2 separate regions of the Mus musculus genome follow, and region 2 is linked to region 1. A link is a loop called in an ENCODE intact Hi-C map of the cell type or tissue named here. Cell type or tissue: left cerebral cortex. All regions are shown on one strand. Each heading gives the region's core, and the rest is flanking DNA. Links, peaks and the distances in the headings are about the cores only.

Region 1 (10,164 bases), core at 707-8,706:
AGTTATTTATCAGAACTTAGTATGTTCATGTAATGGTTTTCAGAAAAATAGAACTAGGCACGTATTGTAAAATCTAGATAATGCTATCTGAAATGTTGTTGGTTAAACTAATACACTGACTAGGGTAAGCTTGCACATTCACTCTTTATGCTAGTGAAAATGGGGTCTTAGCTGCTCAGTCTTGGCAAATGCATGGATTACAATACTGCCAGCCTCATTTACTAAATAGTGTGTGAGGTAAAAGAATATATTTTAGTTTTCATATTTGAGTTTTGTACATAACACTATGATTTGACTTGATGAATGTGGTTTACTATTTATTTATAAATGTAAATATTTTGTGTGATTCTGGTCTCTCTGGAAGAATCAGAGTGTATTTAGCTTTTTCAAAAGAATAGACTATCTTAAAAAGTATTGGACTTAGCTGAAATTTGCTTTTCGTGTATCTAAGCCACTCATTTAAAATGCACACAAGCTGTAAGGGAAAGCCAGGAATTCTGAACGTGTTGCCCTCTCTCTCATTTCTTTGTTTGCATGTTTATTATAGAGTTGCAGTAAAGGAGCAGATGTTTTGCCAAACATCCTGATGTGTTGCTTGTTCTTATGGGAGTGCATAGCTGCTCCTTCTGATGCATCAACTTGACAGCTGGTTGATTTCATGGAGCTGCTAAGAAGCCATTAGTGGTGTCATTGAATTGAAACAGAACAGTCACTCCCAGCTTGAACTGCAATTGTTAATGTCTTTGTTGCTACTTTTGTGTTACTATACAAGATGTGGGATACCACCTTTGCTCAGAAGTTCAAGGTTTCTGTCTTATCTCCTTGAGTAGGTGGAAGGTAGCACATTAGACCTTGATAACGCATAGGTGTAAAGATTTCATACAAGAAAGGGCTTTGAAATTGTAGTTTCAGAGTGACTGAACTAGTCTTTCTTAGAAAACTACCAAAAAAAGAAAAAAGAAAAAAGAAACATGGCACAGTGCAAGCAAAGTCATAAAGTGGAATTGACCCCTGTAAGAAATTATGTAATCAGGGTTCAGTGATTGTTTAATATACTTAATTTCCTGAGGGATTAATCAAATTGTCTAGTAAGTATTTTAGGAGGTTTTTTTAATTACAGAAAATTAAATATTTTGAGTAATAAAGTCTTAAAATATCGTGGTTTATTTAATAAATACTGGCTCATTTGGCTTAATGTTTCTTTAAACGTTTACTGTGGGAAGTGATCAGAGAGGGAATAATTGTTGGAAAGTAGACCATTCTGCTTGTAATTTTCTAACGAGGCCAAAATTCATAAGACTAAAAATTCATAAGACCCTGTTCCAAATTTTCCTCCTAGTAGCTGTTTAGTGATTTTCTTAAACTAAAGCCATGCGTTTGTTGTAGCGAGGGCCTTCATTGCATCCGTTGTGTTTGTTTTGAGAGGAAGGGTCTGACTGCAGTTTCTTGCTGACCTGTCCAGGGTCTTCCCTGGGGTGGCATCCCAGGCTTGTGCCACTTCTACCTGTGGCTTCAGCTCTACTGGGACTTAGTATTCCAGCTGTATCATTTTCCTGAGCTTTGTACTTTTTCTGTTTTGTGGGTTGGAGGAGAAATAAGAAGGAGCAAAGGGTAAGAATAAAGGCTACTAGTCTCACAAGACAGAGGTGCTTTGTAAGAAAACTGGAGGGAAAGAGAACAACTGATGGTGGTGCCAGAATGCAGTGTGTTTTATTATTTTTGAGACCCTTTTTAATACCAATATTTATTAATTTTTCTCAAAGTTTTAGATCTTAAAGTAGAATAAAATTTAAGAACTCTTCAAAGAGTATAACATACTTTAAAACATATATACATAAAATGTAAAATTGATTATTGGAAGGCATAATTTGCTGAAATAAGTCCTATTAAAAAGACTTCCTGTAGAAAAGAAAAAAGAAAAAAAAAGACTCCCTATAAAGTGGCAGGGCACTCTTTTAATGCCAACACTCTGGATCTCTGAGTTTGAGGCCAGCATGAACTACAGAGTGAGTTCCAGGATAGCAAGGGATACAGAGAGAAACTTTGTCTCAAATAAAACAACAGAAAATGACTTCCTGTATAATATGAGCAAATTTTCAACTTGTATGACACACCTCTGAGTGATTCTGGGGTCTGAAATCATAAGTTTATGATCATAAGTCTTTTAGGGAAGTCATGCATTACTGTCACTAAAGTTAGAGGTTATCTTGAGGCAGTACAACACCCTAGTCTTTGTATTGTAGCCATAAAGTTCCTTAAAATGCAAATCATGCTGCTGAATTAAACCGTATGGATCTCATTGTAAAAGAAGATTCGTTTGTATTATTTCTAATTATGTGTGTGTGTGTGTGGGGGGGGGGGGTTGGGAGTAGGATTTTGTGCAGGTGTGTGCAGGTCCCCCATCCCCAGAGACCAAAGGAATCAGATTTCCTGGACCTGGAGGTACAGGCTTTTTTGAGCCACCCAATATTGGTTCTAGGACTAAACACAGGCCCTCCGAGTTACTGAGACATCTCTCTGGCCCTGTGTCTAGCTTCTGAAGAACTGTATTTACTTAACAGATATCTCTGTCAGGCCAGATAGTCACACAAACCAAATTATGGTGAATTGAGTTGCCTATTAAAAATTATTTAAAGATGCATGAAAGTTTAGCTCAGTGTCAGAGGAAGTATTGTAGTTCCAGCAGGTACTCTCTGCTCTTTCAGAAGATACTAGCATGATATTGTTAAGGGAGGACAATGCTGGGCAAGTCTGTAATGAGTTTAAACTTGAATTTGCATGTGTTTCTGTTGCTTGTGTTACTTAGAAACTATGGCTGGTGGGACTTGATAGTGCACACCTCTAATCGTAGCACATGGGGGACCAAGGAGGGCAGATGTCTGGATTTGAGGTCAGGACAGTCTGAAAGCCAGGGCTATACAAAGAAACCCTGTCTCAAAACACCCAAAAGCAAAACAAAAACAAAATAATACATGAATAATAAGAATATTAATTTCATTTGAAAAAACATAGAGAGTTGTAATATATTCGGAACATCTGCTGGAAGTAGGAAAATTAAATGAATTTATATGACTTTTAAATCTGTCTCGAGTTTTGTTTGATTTGTGACAACTAAAGAGTTTGAGCTATAAAATACGTAACAGTTAAACTTAAAACTTCCTATTCATTATGAAATTTTAATGTCAGTTAAGCATCTAGTTTTTAATAGATGTTTATGACAGTATGAGGCGAAATAGTTTTATCTCACATATTTGTTTTTATTATATATTTTTGAAAATGAAGTTGTTTAGAAATACTTCTTATATAAGGCTTTGCATGTAATTTGGCCTTGGAATAATGTTCATTTAAATAAAAATTGCTGAGCACTGAGGATAATAACAAAGGTAATACATAGATGTGAAACCTTACTCATTTTGATTGTATAGGTTTATAATGTCAGAAAGATGTGCATATGATTTGAAGATAGTTTCTGCCCTGCTACTTCACTTCTGTGTCTACATAATTGTGTGGGCTTTTTCTTTTTTTCTTTTTCTTTTTTTTTTTCCACTTTCTGTTTTCTCCTCTTAACACTTTCCTACAAACATGCACTCATTAATCAAAGACCGTGCACTCCTGCTGAGGGCAGAGAGGTTCATCAAATTGGCAGTCAGCTTGGTGTAAAGAAGAGAGCACTGGCGCTCTTAACTCACTGGGACATAAATAAATCTAAGGTCTTTGTATGCAAACCCTGGAGGTTAATACTGTATAATTCAATGTCCTGTCTTTGTTTTTATGATTGATGTTTTTAAATGTCTCAAGCTTAGTGCAGTCTTCTTGTAGATCAGGCCTGCCTGTCTGATTGGCTGTGCTGAGGAAGCACTAGGTTGTCAGAAGGACTTTTGAGTGTGCCGCAGAGATTTTGATTTTTTTTTTTTTACCCTGCAAGATCATTGTCATATTGCGTGAGCTGTTATAGGAATGTACAATGATTGACATTCCCTGCTGTGATAATGGACCTAGTGCATGAAATGCCAATAGTTTGGTCCTGTTTGTTCGGCAGCTTACTGCTATTTGTATCCTTAACAGAGCTAACATGGAGAACAAGCAGAGCTACTGGGATTTCTCGGTAGACAGTGCTGGGATTGGGCTTTAGCGTGAATTGGTTGCATATTCATAATTTAAGAACAGCTGGTTACAGCAAGCACACAGTCATTTGCAAGCTATTATAAAGCATTCCTCCCACCCGGAGGCCGTGTGAGGTGGGGTTTTTTTTTTTTTATTGATCTACCTGCATTTAAAATCTAGTCACCGCTGCCCCAGAAGCTCTTCATTTTAGCTGTGTTTGCAACACACAACAGCTTCCATTTTAAATAATCTCTTTAAGTTGAATTCTGAATAAAACGAAGGACCTTAGAACGGAACAAGTACAAATGGTTGTATCGTATCTGCAAAATATTTAATTTTGTCTAAAATCCAGCCAGCTGCCTAAAGAAATCTAAATTATACAACTATTAAAATATTGGGTAATAAGATTTTATAATTTTGTTCAGATAAAAAACCAAGCTGATTTTACTTAAGAATTCTATTGTTTACTAATAGTTTAACTAACAGTTACAAATAGTTTGAGACACAATAGATTATCAATTACTTTGTAAAATATTGTCTTCTTACGTAGAAAGGAGGTAGTACTTTTAGCTCGTAGGTAGTGTGAAAGCAAGATGAGAGGCAGCTGACAGGCCTTTAACTGGGTTAGAATAATGTGAAGGCTATACAGCTACAGCTACTCTAGTTGCTGGAAGGACCAGTGAGCAGTCCTACACGTTCTAAAAGGTACCTGTTACTACAGCTCTCCTAACCTCCTGTACGTGGCTGTCACTTGTAACTAAGTAGAGAAAAGGAAACAACCTGAGCACCCCAAGCTTCCAGTCAGAGTGGGAGGAACCCGTGGCAAATGCTCGTGTGTTTATCCTTTTCGGGGCGACAAGGAGGAGCGCATTGCTTTGTATGTGTTAAGATAAATGCATACCCGAGGGATGTGTGATGATGCAGTTATCCTGAGCTTTCCACATGACATGGTAGTGTCTTCACACTCGTGCTTGCATGCAGAATGCTGAAGTAGGTCTCACACTTCAAGGCTGAGAAACAGTCCTAACTGTGTGTCTTACTCTCTCTTGGCTTCACAAATGACTGGATATGTTGGTAATATAGCAGAGTACATGGCCAGGTTTAATCTACCTGGTAGTATGTTGTCCTTTTTTTTTTTTCTAAATAATAAATTCAAAGGTTATTAAAGGGCACCGCGTTGCATCTCAGTTGTGAGTTACAAACTTTAGGCAGTTAGAATATTTTGTGAACTATTCTATGTCCTTTCTTTCCCTTTGGACAATTGTGCTTTCAGGTATTTCTCTGCCCCATAGAGTCTCATCAGTGAATAAGCAGAGGAGAGAAAAGGATTTTGTTGTTGTTGTTTTGTTTTGCCCTGGGGTTGCTCCCAGGGCTGTGGGAGTCGTGGAGGCTGTAAACCTGGCTTTCTTCCCGAGATTCCCTCAGATTTCCCGGAGCTTTGCGCTGAGATGAAGGTTTGGAATTTTGCCTTCCAGTTCTCATCACACAGGTGATTGTGAGGAGCGTGAGGAGCGAAGAGAAAGGATTAGATAAATCAGTAAAACACAAAATTCAGCATTCTTTTGAAAAAAAAAAAATGAATGGACTCAACATCAGCCACGAGAGAAATTTTAAGTACTTACTGTTCTAGTAACAATAAAGACAGAACAACTTTAATTCTCAAAGTTTGTATTTGAGCGCTCTGTCTAAGCATGCATTTGGATAGCTATGGGAGTTGAGAACAGAAGCTGTGGAGATGTCTAAGGGAGTAAAGTGCTTGCGTTGCAAGCTTGGCCATCCCATGTAAGAAGCATGATAGAGTGGGCATGTAATCCCAGGATTCCTACAGAAAGACTGGAGATGGAGACTAGAGAATCTCTCAGAAGATAGAGTACACAGCACAATGACAGAAACAAGAGACCCTGCCTCAAAACAAGGTGGAAGAAGGGAACCAACTCCTTCCTCCACGTTGCCTTCTGACCTCCACACACGTGCCTGCATGACTGTGATACATACGTGACTACATTCAAACACACAATACATCATGTTCTTTGGCTTTTGAAGACAGGTTTTCTTTGTATAGCCCTGGCTATCCTGGAACTCACTTTGTAGACCAGGCTGGCCTCAAACACAGAGATCTAACTGTCTCTGCCTCCACAGCACTGGGATTAAAGACTCGAATCACCCCACCCAGTTTACACACAATAAGTCTTTGAAAGATCAGAATACGAGAGAGATGGCTTCTGGTTGGAATAATTTTTAAAGTTTTAATAAATTTTTAAAGTTCAGGTAGTACTGAATTGGTCAAGAAAAGTGACTGAACAGCGGATACTTTGAGTTGTGGTCAGAAAAGGACCCAACAAAAGGATGGCTGTAGGAGCCAAGCCTTGTTAAGCAGACCCATCAAAGCTCTCCCACTGGGAAAACGTGGCGTAGTTTTGCAACTTACTTTGAGATTATCTCGACTTAAACCTTTTGCACCAGAAAGATGATATCATGGGAATGTTCCCTTCTTCCTCTGCTTTCAGAGTTGACTGGCTTTCTCTGAAGAAAGTGGGTTAATGAGTCGAGCTATTCAGGACCTGTGTGACTGTGCAGGGCACGCTAAACGCCATGAACAGGAGCAAGCAGCCTTTTTTCTCAGAGGTGTTTTGGTCTTTTTATGATTAACCGAGTTCCTCCCTTTTTTCCTTCTCCTCTGCTTTTGTCAATTTTTTTTTCTTCTTTTTAATCTACTGCACGTATCTGCAATGAATAGTGAGCATAGTGAGGAGACACAGGGCCCTTTCCTCCCCCGGCTGGTGACAGGCTGACATTCCAAGGGAATTTGATGGCACTAACTTGAGAAGTGTTTCTCTTTCTTTTAGGCAGACTAGCTGAGCAGCCAATCAGAGCTACCCATAAGCACAGACACAACACAAGCCAAACACAGTGCTCACTTTCAGTGGCACCAGCTCAGTTTCAATAAAACCAGAAACCCCGTTAGACAGAGAACTCGACGGTCAGCCATGGCTCAGTGGCTAAAGGTTCCTGTCACCAAGCTTCATGACCTGAGTTTGATCTACAAAAGTGACTCCTTTAAGTTGTCCTTTGACCTCTATCCATGTACATGTATACATACATACAAAATAAGACAAGTAACAAGTAATAAAAACTTAAGAAATAGCATTGAAAATGGAAAGAGTAATCAACTATTCCAACACAAAGGTACCAAAGCCTCATGCATACTCTCCATCAGTTGGTCAAGGAGGAGGGGACAGAGCTTGGGGCACGGTGACAGCTCTCATTTCTGGTCCTTTCAAAAAGCCTCTCTATAGCCTTTGCCAAACCACAAAAGTGCAGGAGTGCGAGGGATCGCATGCAGATGTTTTCATGGTATGTGTGAAACGGGAGGGTAGGGAAAGGCCAGCTAGAATGGGACTAGGATTTCACATTTAGATTTTGGTAGTCCAGGCTGGTCTTTTACTTGGCTCTCTCCTCCCTCAGCCTCATGACTATAGAGATTTACTTTCTTCAAATCAAGTGTCCATTGGCTCCAGTGCCTTGATTTGCGATTTTTCATACCTTTGTGAAATAGTTTTTCAACTTACAAATTTTCAGGTTTTTAAGTGTGTGTATTTGAGTATATGTACATATGTGCTACAAGTGGAGGTCAGAGGATGGCTACAAGTGTCATCTCTTGATCCTCACCCATCCTGGAGATAAGAGCGCTGGGTCAGTGCCACATACATAGGGCTAGCCTGCACCAGGCTTCCAGGGGTTCCTCTGTCCCTGCCTGTCAGCTGGCCATAGAGCACGGGGACCACAGAGAACATGGTGAGTGAGGAAGAAGAAAGTTTGGAATATAAAGCACCTTGAAAAAGAATAAACATATTAGCCAGGCTGTGGTGGTCTCCATGCCTTTACTCCCAGGACTCAGGAGGTAGAGGCAGCCTGATCTACAGAGCAAGTTCCAGGACAGCCAGGGCTACGTGGAGAAGCCCTATCGTGAAAATCTCTCACCCACCAAAACAAACAAAACAAAAACCACACTAAAAAGGCTACTGCAGTCATGATGTTGGATACTCAGATTTTATCCCAATACCCTTAGTGACTCTACTGAGGAAATGCCCATTTCAGACATGTGTGTAACTGACAGCTGTGAAGTATACCTGTGAGAAAGATGTATATCAGGATTAACAAGCTTGTTTTCACATAGTTTTTATTAATGTTAATTCTATAAAGCATGCACATTTCCTGATAGCTTCTCACAGTTCTATGATACACCTTGCTATCTGGCCTTCTGTGTTACCCTTGCTCTCCTTCATCCACCCTTCCCACTGATTTTCCCCCTTCTACTGCCATGCCTTATTTGTTTGTTTGTTTGTTCATTTATTTTTAAAGGCAGGTTCCCCTGTGTACCCCTGGCTGTTCTGGAACTTGCTCTGCAGGTCAGGCTGGCCTTGAATTCCAAGATCCGATTATCTCTACCTCCCCAGTGCAGGGATTTACCCCACCACTGCCTGACGTCTAACAATTAGTTTTATCTTTTTGAAGAATCAGATTTGAGTTTGTCTCCTTTCTGGTTTGGGGCTGCTGATGTCTGCGCCACCATGCCCAGCCCACTTTCTTGCCTTATTTAAGGAGTGCGGGGAAGTCACTGTGTAGCTAGCTCTAGTGGCCTTGGAGTCTCAGCCCGCCTCCCAGCTCGGCCTCTGCCTGCTGGGATTACAGGTGTGTGCCATTCCCAGTGTGTCTCATGGCGTGCTTTGCATCTAGATTCCGTATAGGAGTTAGACTGTGGTGATTCTTCTGGGTTTACTTTATTTGACGTAGTGCAGTCTCAGTTCTAGCCACTTTCCTGTAAGTGACACGACTCTGTTCTTTATAACTCAAGAATGCATCATTTCATTTATGTACCACATATTCTTCATTCACTCAGCTTATTGGTACATGGAGCCTGACTGTGCAGATATTGAGAGATCAAGCTATGGCTCTTCGATGCTGGCACTGATTCTGTGAGTGTACTTGGCAGTGACATGGGTGGCTCCCGTGGTATGCTTTCTGTTAGTTTTTTGAGGAACCTCTGTGGTAATTTCCATAATGACTAGTGATTTACATGCCTACCAACAGTGTAGAAGTCCCTTCCTGCAGCTTGCAGCCTTTGTTTCTGTTTGCTTGGTGGAAGGCATTCTGACCAGGATGAGCTAGAACCTCACTGCAGGTCTGTTTGCATTTCTTTCATGGCTAAATATGTTGACCACTTGGTCATATATTCTTTATGTTCAGAGTTAATGTGGCTATTTGGAACCTTCTGTGCTTCTGTGTAGATATTATGACCTCTTCCTATTTTTATGAGAGATGTCATTATGTTTTGATGGGAAGTGTATTATTTCTGTAGATCACTTTTGGCAGTATGGCGGTTTTGCAGTATTAGTTCTCCCGCCCATGATTATCTTAGGCTTTTCATCCTGCAGTGACTTCTTCATTTTCTCTCAGTGTCCTAGAATTTTCATGTGTCTTTTATCTGCCTGATTATATTCATTCTTAGGTTTTTTAGGCTTCTGTAAATAGGATTGCTTTCCCGGTTTCTTTCTCAGCATGCTCAGCATTGGCATATAGCAAAGGCATTGAGTTTTGTGTGTTGACTTTAGATTCTTTTACTTTGCTGAAAGTAGTAACTGAAAGTCCAGAGTTTTCTGGTGGAGTCTTCAGAGACTTTCAGTGTGGTACACTTGACAGGCAACTGGGGATAACTTGATTGCATCCTTTCTGATTTGCATTATCACCTCTGTCTCTTCCTTTTGCTTTATTGTTTTGTCTAAAAATGTAACACCTATGCTGACTAAAAATGGTAATGGTAGACCTCTTCTCTTGTTTTGAATTAAGAACTTTAATTTTTCTTCTTCATTTAGTATAATGCTGGTTATAGGTCTGGGATATATGGCTTTTATGATATTGACATTTGATATTTCTGCTCCTGTATCTTTCAGGGATTTTTTTTTTTTTAATCATTAAAAGCTGTGGAAGTGAACTGGGTAGTAGTGGTCCATGCTTTTAATCCCAGCACTTAGGAGTCTGTAGAGGCAGGCGGATCCTGAG
Region 2 (10,164 bases), core at 707-8,706, 140 kb after region 1:
GATAAGCAAAGGTATTCCCTTTTACATTTAACTTAAATTTACTTCATGGATTAATTAATCAATTAATAAAAATGTCATCCAGGGTCACAGGTGGACCACAGATAATACAAGAGCGTTGCTCTTCTTGGACACTAAAGCCCAGTAATATTCAGAGAGTGTCTGGGCTTTTTTCCTATGGAGTCCTGGGAGATCCTAATCTGGGGTAAGCCCTTGACTGCCATTATGCTGCATCTACAAGAGTCAGAGTTTCATTAATTAGCGGGATCTAGGCTTGAACTCTATGCAGCCCAGGCTGGCCTAGAACTTTGAATCCTCCTGCCTTGACCTTTTGAATACAGAGTTACAGACGTGTATCACCATCTTCATATGGAAAGTAAATTACTTAATTTAATTTATTTCAGGCCAGGTCTCATGCTGGTCTAGAACTCACTACACAGACCATGTTGTCCTCCAGTCACAGAGATCAGTCTGCCTCTGCCTCCTGAGTCCTGGGATTAAAGGTGTGCCCTGCCGTTCAAAGTGAATTCTTTAAAGAACCTAGAATACTGGGTTTAATACTCTGTTTTCATGGTAAGAGGGCAAAGTGTCCTGATTATTTCCTGTGAGTAAAGGAAAGAGTGTTTTTCTTGTTCTGCAGCTGACTACAAATGGATTTGTGACTTTATTTAGAAAGGCCTTAGTAAGTGTATTAATTGTGCTGTCTTTGGCACTATTTGACTACACTGGTACACGCTGCCTTGGGAATCAGGATGCTCTACTACGCAAAGTCAGACAGAGAACAGAACTCTGACTTTGAACGTGAAAGTGACATCTCTGTGCCTGTCTGATCATTTGAATGATTACTTGGTAACGGAGTTGGGTCCGTTTCGTAGGTTTTCATTGTTAGATTTCTTTTTTTTTTTTCCTCAAGAACAAAAGAGTGTAATGTTACACTGATGTACCTGTATTGACAAAACTGACCACTTCCTCAGTTCAGATACAAAAATTATTTTCTTGGCATCTGTTCTAACATCTGAAATTCAAACTACTGAGGGTCTTCTACTCATAACCTTAAAATGGTTTTGTGTTTCTGGAAACATTCTGTAGGGTTTGAAGAGTATAACTTAAAGAAGAAAATATAATATAAAAATTGAATAGCTATTTTTGTAAGCTTCGAGAATGCTGCAATTAGGTAACGCTCGTCTGTTGTATCTGAACGACTTTAAGTGTGTTTTTTTCCCCTCCCAGGACATTTATTCAGAGCAGCTGGGGATCAGCCGTTTAACCTGTCCACAGTGCCGAGTGCCTTCCCAATGCTCAGCCACCCAGGCTTTGGTCTACATTCAGCCAGCTCAGGGCATTCAGAATTTGGTGGTTTGGGGACACTTGGTACACCCACAGCCTTAGCCGCACATCCCCAGCTAACATCTTTTCCAGGTAAACAACCTTTATGGTGTAGGAAAGGAGAAAAGCTTGGGAAAACCCGGGCAGTGTTTGTTTCTTAAACTGAGCAGCAGAGTGGCATGTGTTAGACTCTGGGGCAAGATTTGGCTCCGTTTTATCACATGCAGCAAACCGGAGCTCGATATGTGTGTTAAAGCATGCAGCACTCACTCGATTAGATACTCACTTGTCCTAGAACGAATAATTAAGGCAAGTGTTTCTGGTTCGTTTACCAAAGTATTGGATATAGAAATGTACTGTGCGTGTACAGTTTTAATTCTTCTCAGCTTTGAGTGTATGTGTGTGAGTGTGTGTGTGTGTGTTCAATGTACATGTGTACATTTTCATGTGTCTCTGTCTGTTTGTATGTTCTCATGGATACCCATGTGGGGATTTACTTGTGGAAGGCCAGAGTGTGAAGTCGAGTGTCTTCCTGTCACTCTGATGCTGATTTTTGACATAGGGTTCCCTGAATCTGGAGTTCTCTGGTTCAGGAGACTGAGCAGCCAGCGAGCTCCAGATTTCTCTCTGTTCCCAGGTGTGTGCTTGGCTTTTTCTGCTTTCCTCACGCACTTGTGGCATGTGCTTAACTGACTAAACTATCCATTATCTAAACAGTCCCATTATCTAATTTTTAAAAATATTTATTTATTTATTTATTTATTTATTTATTTATAAGTACACTGTAGCTGTCTTCAGACACTCCAGAAGAAGGAGTCAGATCTCCTTATAGATGGTTGTGAGCCACCATGTGGTTGCTGGGATTTGAACTCAGGACCTTTGGAAGAGCAGTCAGGTGCTCTTACCCGCTGAGCCATCTCACCAGCCCCCAATTATCTAATTTTCAAATCAAGTATGTAACTTGGCTTGGCAGTGTCCTCTGGTAGAATGCTTGGGTAGCACATATGAGTCCCTGGGTGAGACACCCAGCACCGGGAAAAAGTACCTTACAGCCTAGACCTAGACTTGGGTTTCATGTGTCTTTACTTTTTAGGAAGGTGAGGCTCAATGTTAAATTTTTTGTACTTTTTCCCATTTGAGAACTGTTTCCAAAGCATATTTGGAATACATTTCCACTACACTTAGGCAGTTGGCTCTTGTGCATGGCCAGGGCCAGTGTGAGATGGGATTCTGTAGACCAGACGCACAGTAGCTGAGCTCACACAACTTTTCCTGAAAGTCCGGATGGATCTAACTGTATTCTGCAGTGATTAATGTTACCATTCAGTAAGGAAGCGTGTTTTACTAGGACAGTGTTTAAATTGCTAGAACTTGGATTTAAATCTGGCCTTGGACAAATCTCTGACCTCTCAGCCTTGGGTATTCAAACCTGTAAACTTGAAACCTTGCCCACTTTCCAGGGCCACCTAAAGACTGGAGTAGACACCGTGTGTAGAGATGTCTACAGTGTCTGGCACGCGTTAGTCCAGATCGCTAACTCAATATTTTTTCCTCTTTAATGGCTGACAAGGTATCTACTGCTTCTTTTTTAAAAACCCAAGTATCTTTTGAAACTATAGAGAGAATATAGAAGTGGTTACTTGTGGATTTCAAGTATTATCTCTGGACGCATGTTATTTCTTTAATTTTATTGCCTTGAAGAGAGGGGATGGTGGAGAAGATTTGTGAGTGGACAGAGTCTTGACCAAATCTTAATAACATTTCCTTAATATATTAATAGGAACTGAACTTTTTCTCACTATATAGACCCTAGAGCTCTTCTATATAGACCAGGCTGGCTTCAAACTTACGCAGCTCTCCCTGCCTTTTCTTCTGCCTCCTGAGCACCACCATACCTGGCTTGTTCTGTTTCTAACATGGTTATTCAGTATCAACAGCCACCTCCTGAAACCAAAGAGCTTGAAATAAAATCTAAATAGTTAACAGTAATTATGGAGTTACTGATACCTTCAGTACTTTTATTGTCTTGTGATAGTTTATTATAGTACTGCTTTTGAACATTTATAAATTATATTAAAATACTGTATTAAACCCGATTATTGGAAAGTGATCAAATGAGTATTAAGAAATAACTTGTATGCGATGGTACTTCCAAAATATAAAAACCAACCTAGGGCCAGCAAGACAGCTCAGTGGGAAAGCTTGCTGCAAGCCTTTTGACCTGAGTTCAATTCATGGGACCCATGTGGTACGAAGAGATAACCTATGCCCTCTAGTTGCCCTCTGACCTGTACATGCACATATGTGTGAATGAATGTATACATACACATATACAACAAATAAGTGAAAAGTATTTTAAGAACATCTGACATAAAGAAGCAACATGCTTCTTGATCCTACATATTTACCAACAATTTCTGGAGAAACACACCAGCACTCTATTTTATGGATTGCTGAAGGGTAGATAATTACAAAACAGAGGCATATGTGTATGTGTATACACTTCTTTGAAAAATGGGCTGAGATTATGGTTGATTTTAGAGAACCTACTTTTAAATTACACTTTGATACAGTAACTTAAATATATAAATTATAATTCATAATGGTAAACACTTCAGGAAAAAAGTCTCCCCATAAATACGAGGAAGTCACAAGAAGATAGATACTATTAGCAATTTTAAGTAAGGTATAGTTTTTTTTATGAAGATACATATATCTAAGGTATTTTTCATTTCAAAGAACAAATGTAAACTTATATAGGATATTACTATAATCTAATTTTTATATATTGAAATAATATTTTATGAAATTCATTTTAAAATATTTGAAATTCCTTGTGTTTACATTTTAATGCTATAGTCTGTGAAGTGTTGGGTTGTATCAGGCTTTTATATATGAGTGATTTTAAAATTCTGCCGTATCAGAGGCAGGTATGCAGGTAGGTGAGTGTAAACCCTGGAGGGCAGAAGATCACAAGTTTGATGCCAGCCTGGGCTAAATAGTGAAGCCGTGGTGCAACAAACCAAGCGGCTCTGAGATAAATGCACTGCGGATCAGAGTGAGATTTGGTGCATAGCCTGAAATGTCAGCACTCCTCCCTGGAAACGGTTGCTGTGGCTGCTGCAGCATTTCTTGGGATTTTCAGTTTGCTTGGACGTTCACCTCGCACCTACTTATGTTACCCCTGTTTAATATCTTCCATTTGGTATGGAAGTTATTGTGTGACTAAAATGTGTTTCTGATTTTCCTCAATTTGAAATCTGTGTAACTTTTCACTGAAAAGTTGTAATTTCATTTGAAATAATATCAGACATTTATCTTCAAAAATGGCCCTTTTCTTTATCTAACCAATTGTATATGTTTGTCTCTGAGCGGGCCTCTCCCGACATACAGTTTCCCTATTATTTTTCTCTAATGCCTGCTGTGTACCTATTTACTATTGACATTCTGAGGTACGTTGTAATTTTTTTCTGAGCTTGATTATACCAATCACACCTGTGCTCTAACTACTTAAGTTTTTGACCAATTCTTATGTCCGGCCTTAAAACATGGGTTAGAAGTGTAAACAATACATTATAGCCAGAGTCAGTTTTTAGCAACTAAGGGGAAACTAAGTTGCAAACCTATGCCTGCAGATAGGAATGAGCTGTGTAGATACTCCCCTCCCCCAACACACACACACACACACACACACACACACACACACACACACACACCCTCTTTTCCCATCTAAATGCATCTAGACAGTGGTTGAGTGACAGGAGTTTTCACACAGTTGTTGTGGTTCAAGTTCCTAGCTTTCAGGGTACCGTACACTAAATGACCGCAGTTGCAGCAATGGCTTTTGCAGTGTTTTGCTTACATTGTTCATGACACCTCTGGGAATGCCAGTGACCTTGAACGTTTCACCCTTACATAATGAAGGCATGTTCCAGAACTTTATTTAAAGATGCTATAGTACAATCTCCTGACACGATGTGGGTGTTTTTGTCTAATGTTCTTGTGTCTGTTCCAGTCAAAGAAATAATGCCATATGTTTAGGAGACTTGTATGAATGAGAACTAACTTTGAAATTTAGCCGATTAGCCTGTTGAAGATTGTTTCCAGGATGTGGTAATTCAGGATTGTTCTTTGGATGATTACCAAATTCCTCCTCCCTCCCACCCTTTTTTTTTTTTTTTTTTTTTTTTTTTTGTCTTTTGAGACAGGGTTTCACTATGTAATCCTGGCTGTCCCGGAACTCAGCCTCCAGACCAGGCTGGTATCATGGAGATCCACCTGCCTGTGAGACAAGTCCTTTGCCACCACTGCCTGGTTCAGATCTCTTTTTCATCTACACTCTTCCTTGAAAAATGCATTTTATAAAAATTGGCTTTTCTCCCCCATAAGAGTTTTAATGAAGAACTACTGTTTGAATATCTGAATTTCATTCCATGATTTTTTTTTCATTTTGGTTATTTTGTACTATAAAAAATTCACTATCATCTGTAATTCATGAGGAATGTAAAGGAAAACAAGCTGTCTTTATAAATTTTAAAGCTTGAAGCTTTGTAAGACTAGATTTTTAACTAAAAACTAAGTGTTTTGGAAATTCTCTTTGAGAACTTAATTCTACATGTTTGTTTTTGTTCGGCTGTAGAATTACTTCATCCGAAAATACATTTGAGATGTGCTAGACTTATCTGATAGTATTAATTTCCCCCCTGCTCCCTGATTTGTGAAAGCCAGATTGATACTGTATATAACTGGAGGAACATCTTAAGAGGCTGCAGATGTGAACTTCAAATCTAAATTCTTAGATAAATACAGACTTAATTCTTTTCCTTATTAATTTAATAAATAGATGTATGAAGTTAAATGGTTCTTCTTATATATATTCTAAGTTTTAGCTTTTTTTTTTTTTAACATTGTGAAAAACATCCTTTTCGGCTTGAATCTAGAAAACAGTTAAGGGAAGGTTCTTCAATCATGGCCTAATAATAAGGGAGATGATTATACAAATCAAATTACAGGTTTACAGTGAAAAGATTCTCAGAGCTATGTGACTTGAGCAGTTCTAGCTTGGCAGAAACTTGAAACATTGTTTCTGCAATAAAATGCAACAAATAGCCACTGTCTGACTTGTGCAGCTCACTCAGTCCTTCCTGTTGCTCTGCTTGGTTTTGAGGTGCAGAGTGGTGGCGAACCACAGATGGCCACTCTCGTGCTGGAACGCCCTTCTTTCCACCATTACTGGGAATTCCACCACTGTTTGCTCCTCCAGCCCAGAATCACGATTCGTCATTCCATTCGAGGACTTCTGGGAAGAGCAGTCGAAATGGTCCTGAGAAAGGTACTGACATCTACAGGAGTGAAGGACCAGAAACCTGTCCCCACACCTCTTTGCAGCAGTCTGGTTTTAAGAACATTTTTCCAGCCTTGTGATAGTTGCTTCTATATCATCTTTCTTGATCCTTATAACAATCCTTTCATATCTCAAGTCTCCTGATTTTGCAACCACCGTTAAATGCTTGTGTTAGGAAATACTGATGTGAATTACCCAGGATCTGAACCGAGTCCTACAGCTCTTTCCTTGGTATGTCATTATCTCTTAGGCAGAACTAGAGTTTAGTTTATCCAAACCATTCCCCTACTACTGTGTTTTCCTTTTAAATGATCAGGATCTCTGTGGACTCTAAGTATTGTTACAAGAGTGTTTAGAAGTTGCAGTGTTGTAGCTAGCCCTGAGTGTTTCTAAACAGACAATGCTTACAAGTGATTTGTTTTCTAAACATGTCTGTTTAACGTCTATGATAGCCACTCAGGTTAATGCTAGTGAATTATTCAGTTGAATTTACTGCGTTCATAGTGTTGCATATTGGCCACCCTCCAACATACTCTAAAATTTTTATCTCCAACAGTTCTTCACCCTTTAAAATAAACCCCTCCCAGGCCCATTGTGAGCATTAGTTTGTATCTTGTTTCTACAGTATGCATGATGAATCCTTCATGTGGAGGAATGTTATGTCACTTTTAGTGAGTATCTTTTTTCTTTTTTTTTTAATGATTTATTTATTTTATTTATATGAGTACATTGTAGCTGTCTTCAGACACACCAGAAGAGGGCATCAGATCTTCTTATAGGTGGTTGTGAGACACCATGTGGTTGCTGGGAATTGAACTCAGGACCTCTGGAAGAGCAGTCAGTGCTCTTAACCGCTGAGTCATCTCTCCAGCCCCGTGACTCTTTTTTCACTCACAGTTGCACATACACAACAATGCATACCCTACTCCTTGTTCTGGCCAAATACTGTCCCAATATATAAAACTGTTTATTTTCAAGGTATAAATGGGTCGGTTAATGGAACCAGTGCAGCATCAGTACTTGGTGTCAATGCATCTGTAGTAGCCACTCCTGCTTCAAGTTCCATGGGACAGAACCAAAGCACAAGCTCAGGTGGAGGAACCCTAAAATGTCATCAGGAACAAAACAAAAGCCAGCCTGTGGACGCCAGAGCCGACAGAATCAAAGATAAGGTAAGCTGTTTCCTCAAGAACAAGTACAAAGCGCAGCATTCTATAAGGGAAATATTTTAGAAGTCAAGCTTCCAGAAGTGTCTATTTTTATAGTGTAGTGCTGACATTTGATTAGATGTCTTGGCCAGTTAAATCCCGAGGACCTATACAAATAATATAATTGGTAGTAACAGTTATGGGCCAAGCTTTTTGTTTCTTTTAGTTCTTCAGTGGTGAGGATTGAACCTAGGGACACACACACACACACACACACACACACACACACACACACACACACACGAAGCTTGCATCATGCCACTGAGCGAGGCTCCAGCTCCAGTGGAACTTGATGGAGACATGCTAGATGACAGCTCTATTCTAAGTGCTGTACATAGTGATTTCAACTTTCCCTGTGTATTCGGTGGGTGCTAGTACACATTGGAAAATAACACGCTGGGAAAAAAGTAATTATTCTGTAAGTAATTATTCTGCTGAGTCAGAATTTTAAGGCAAACATGTTAACTCCAGAGTCTATAGTTTAGATACAACAAAGCTAAGAAAGTGCTGTTATGGGAAATTTCATATAATCTCAGTAGACCAGTTACTCCTGTAGACCGAACAATTTCCACATCGAGCAGGTTCTGTCTCTGTAAGCAGGCTTTCAGTTTACTGTCTCTGAGCACTTACTTCCTTGTTTCATGCTTTGCTTTTTGCTGTAACATTAGGCCTTCTTAAGAGAGGGTCCTGATCTTGGATCAGCCTGATCTACATAGCAAATTCCAGGCTGCTGGAGAGAGAGACCCTGTCAGAAAGAGAGCAATAGCAAAAACCCAAGAGACTAGGGACAGTGTCCTATACGAGGAGATTTTTGTTCCTTGTTTAGTTTTTCTTTCTCTTTCCCTCTGTGTCGGTCTCTCTTTAAATTCTGTGTGTATGGTGTTTTTTGCCTTCATGTTTGTCTACACATGTGCAGTACACATGGAGGCCAGAAAAGGGGGTCAGGGTCCCGGGCCTAAGTTACAGTTGTGAGTTGCCTTGTGGGTCCTAAGGATTGAACCTGAGTGTTCTGGAAGAGCAAGCTCTGCTCTTAACTACTGAGTCATGTGTCCAGCGTTATATTTACCGTTTCTTTTAGGTCATCCTGTCGGTGGGTTAATTCCTTGCCAACTGAGCGCCTCCTGACTGGTGGTATCCAGATACACTGTGGTGTACAGAGAATTCAAATTGTGTACACCGTCTAGTGTACTTCATTGACATTGCTGCAGTTTATAAGCCAGTTTTGCTGAGAAATTAATGGGTACCTTTCTAGATAATTTTTCTGGCACCCCAGCTAAAAGGACATCAGTCTAGTTCCCCGAGCACTATATTGGACAGTGTTTCCTGTGTGCCAGGGCCTTGGCCCATAGGATCCGGTGGGCAAGAGCTACTTCCTCTCAACAGATCTGAAGCTTAGCCTTCAGTGAATGGGGAGCGTGGGGAAGAAGCCCTCCTTAACCCTGCAGAAAAATGGCTCTCGGCTATCTCTGTATTATTTAGAGGGGTGCCCTTTATTGTTTTCATCGGACATCTTCTTTTACAAGTAAAATTGCAAGGTAATTCTTAGAGCTCTGTTTGCTTTGTTTTGAGACAGGGTGTTTCTTTGTGGACCACACTGGTCTGGAACTTGAGCTCCTCCTGCCTCACCTCCTACATGCTGAGGTGGCTGGTGTGTATTTGTCCAGCCAACTACTTGAAAATTCTTTGTTACCCTCTTTGGTTCAGATTGCTGACATGTATTGCTCTTTTTTGCTATAGAATTGGTTTCAGATGTACCATTAGTATCTAATTTGCTCCTGTGATAAAGTCATCCAGATTCAATCATTCCGAGCTTTTGACTTCCTTATTCACATAAAGCAAGGGAAACCCTGACATGCAGCTTCCCTGAAGTCCAGGTTTTGTTTATTCAGCTTCAGCTACATTTTACTTTGTTCTCTTTCCCTTGCTCTGTTTTCTCAGCAGAGAAGAGATATTTCCCGGAATATAGTACGCCCCATAAAAGCTTGGCAGGCGTCATCTGGTGTCTCTAAGAAGCTTACTGAGGGTCTCTCTCCAGTCCTTTACAGGGCTCCAAACCAACACGGTTGTCTGCTTCAAACAGCACCGAGCAAAGCTGAAGGAAGAGCCGCCTCTCTCTGGGGCACTCTCCCACCTGCTCTCTCCGGCTCTTAGGTCTCCCTCAGGATCATGTCCAAGGACATCCTATCAGTTTAAGCAACAAGGGCCTGTTTCTGAGCTCTCTCTGGCCTCTCAGCATGTCACACACTAAGGGACACACTACCTTCCATGCTGTGTGACACAGATCTCTTG

Evidence for each region. A loop is a pair of places that touch in the nucleus more often than their neighbours do. Peaks named below come from ENCODE experiments on the same cell type or tissue, not always from the same donor. Only the 100,000 strongest peaks of a DNase experiment are listed, where the experiment ranks them.
Region 2: it touches region 1 in a loop (2.1-fold over the local background); 2 of 42 quality-filtered maps call a loop at or near these places.

What each region holds. Positions count from the first base shown.
Region 1 is chr2:60,112,860-60,123,023 of GRCm38, reverse strand. All of the region lies in intron 1 of Baz2b (bromodomain adjacent to zinc finger domain, 2B), which reads left to right. Among named protein-coding and RNA genes, the nearest start is that of Baz2b, 7.8 kb to the left of the region's middle. In left cerebral cortex, for the core only: no CTCF peak of the experiment used is centred there; DNase peaks (open chromatin) are centred at 3,959 and 4,952.
Region 2 is chr2:59,975,034-59,985,197 of GRCm38, reverse strand. Baz2b (bromodomain adjacent to zinc finger domain, 2B) reads left to right here. Exons shown (of 36, transcript NM_001001182.3): 5 at 6,491-6,655; 6 at 7,646-7,839. Among named protein-coding and RNA genes, the nearest start is that of Gm13572, 57 kb to the left of the region's middle. In left cerebral cortex, for the core only: no CTCF peak of the experiment used is centred there; a DNase peak (open chromatin) is centred at 5,205.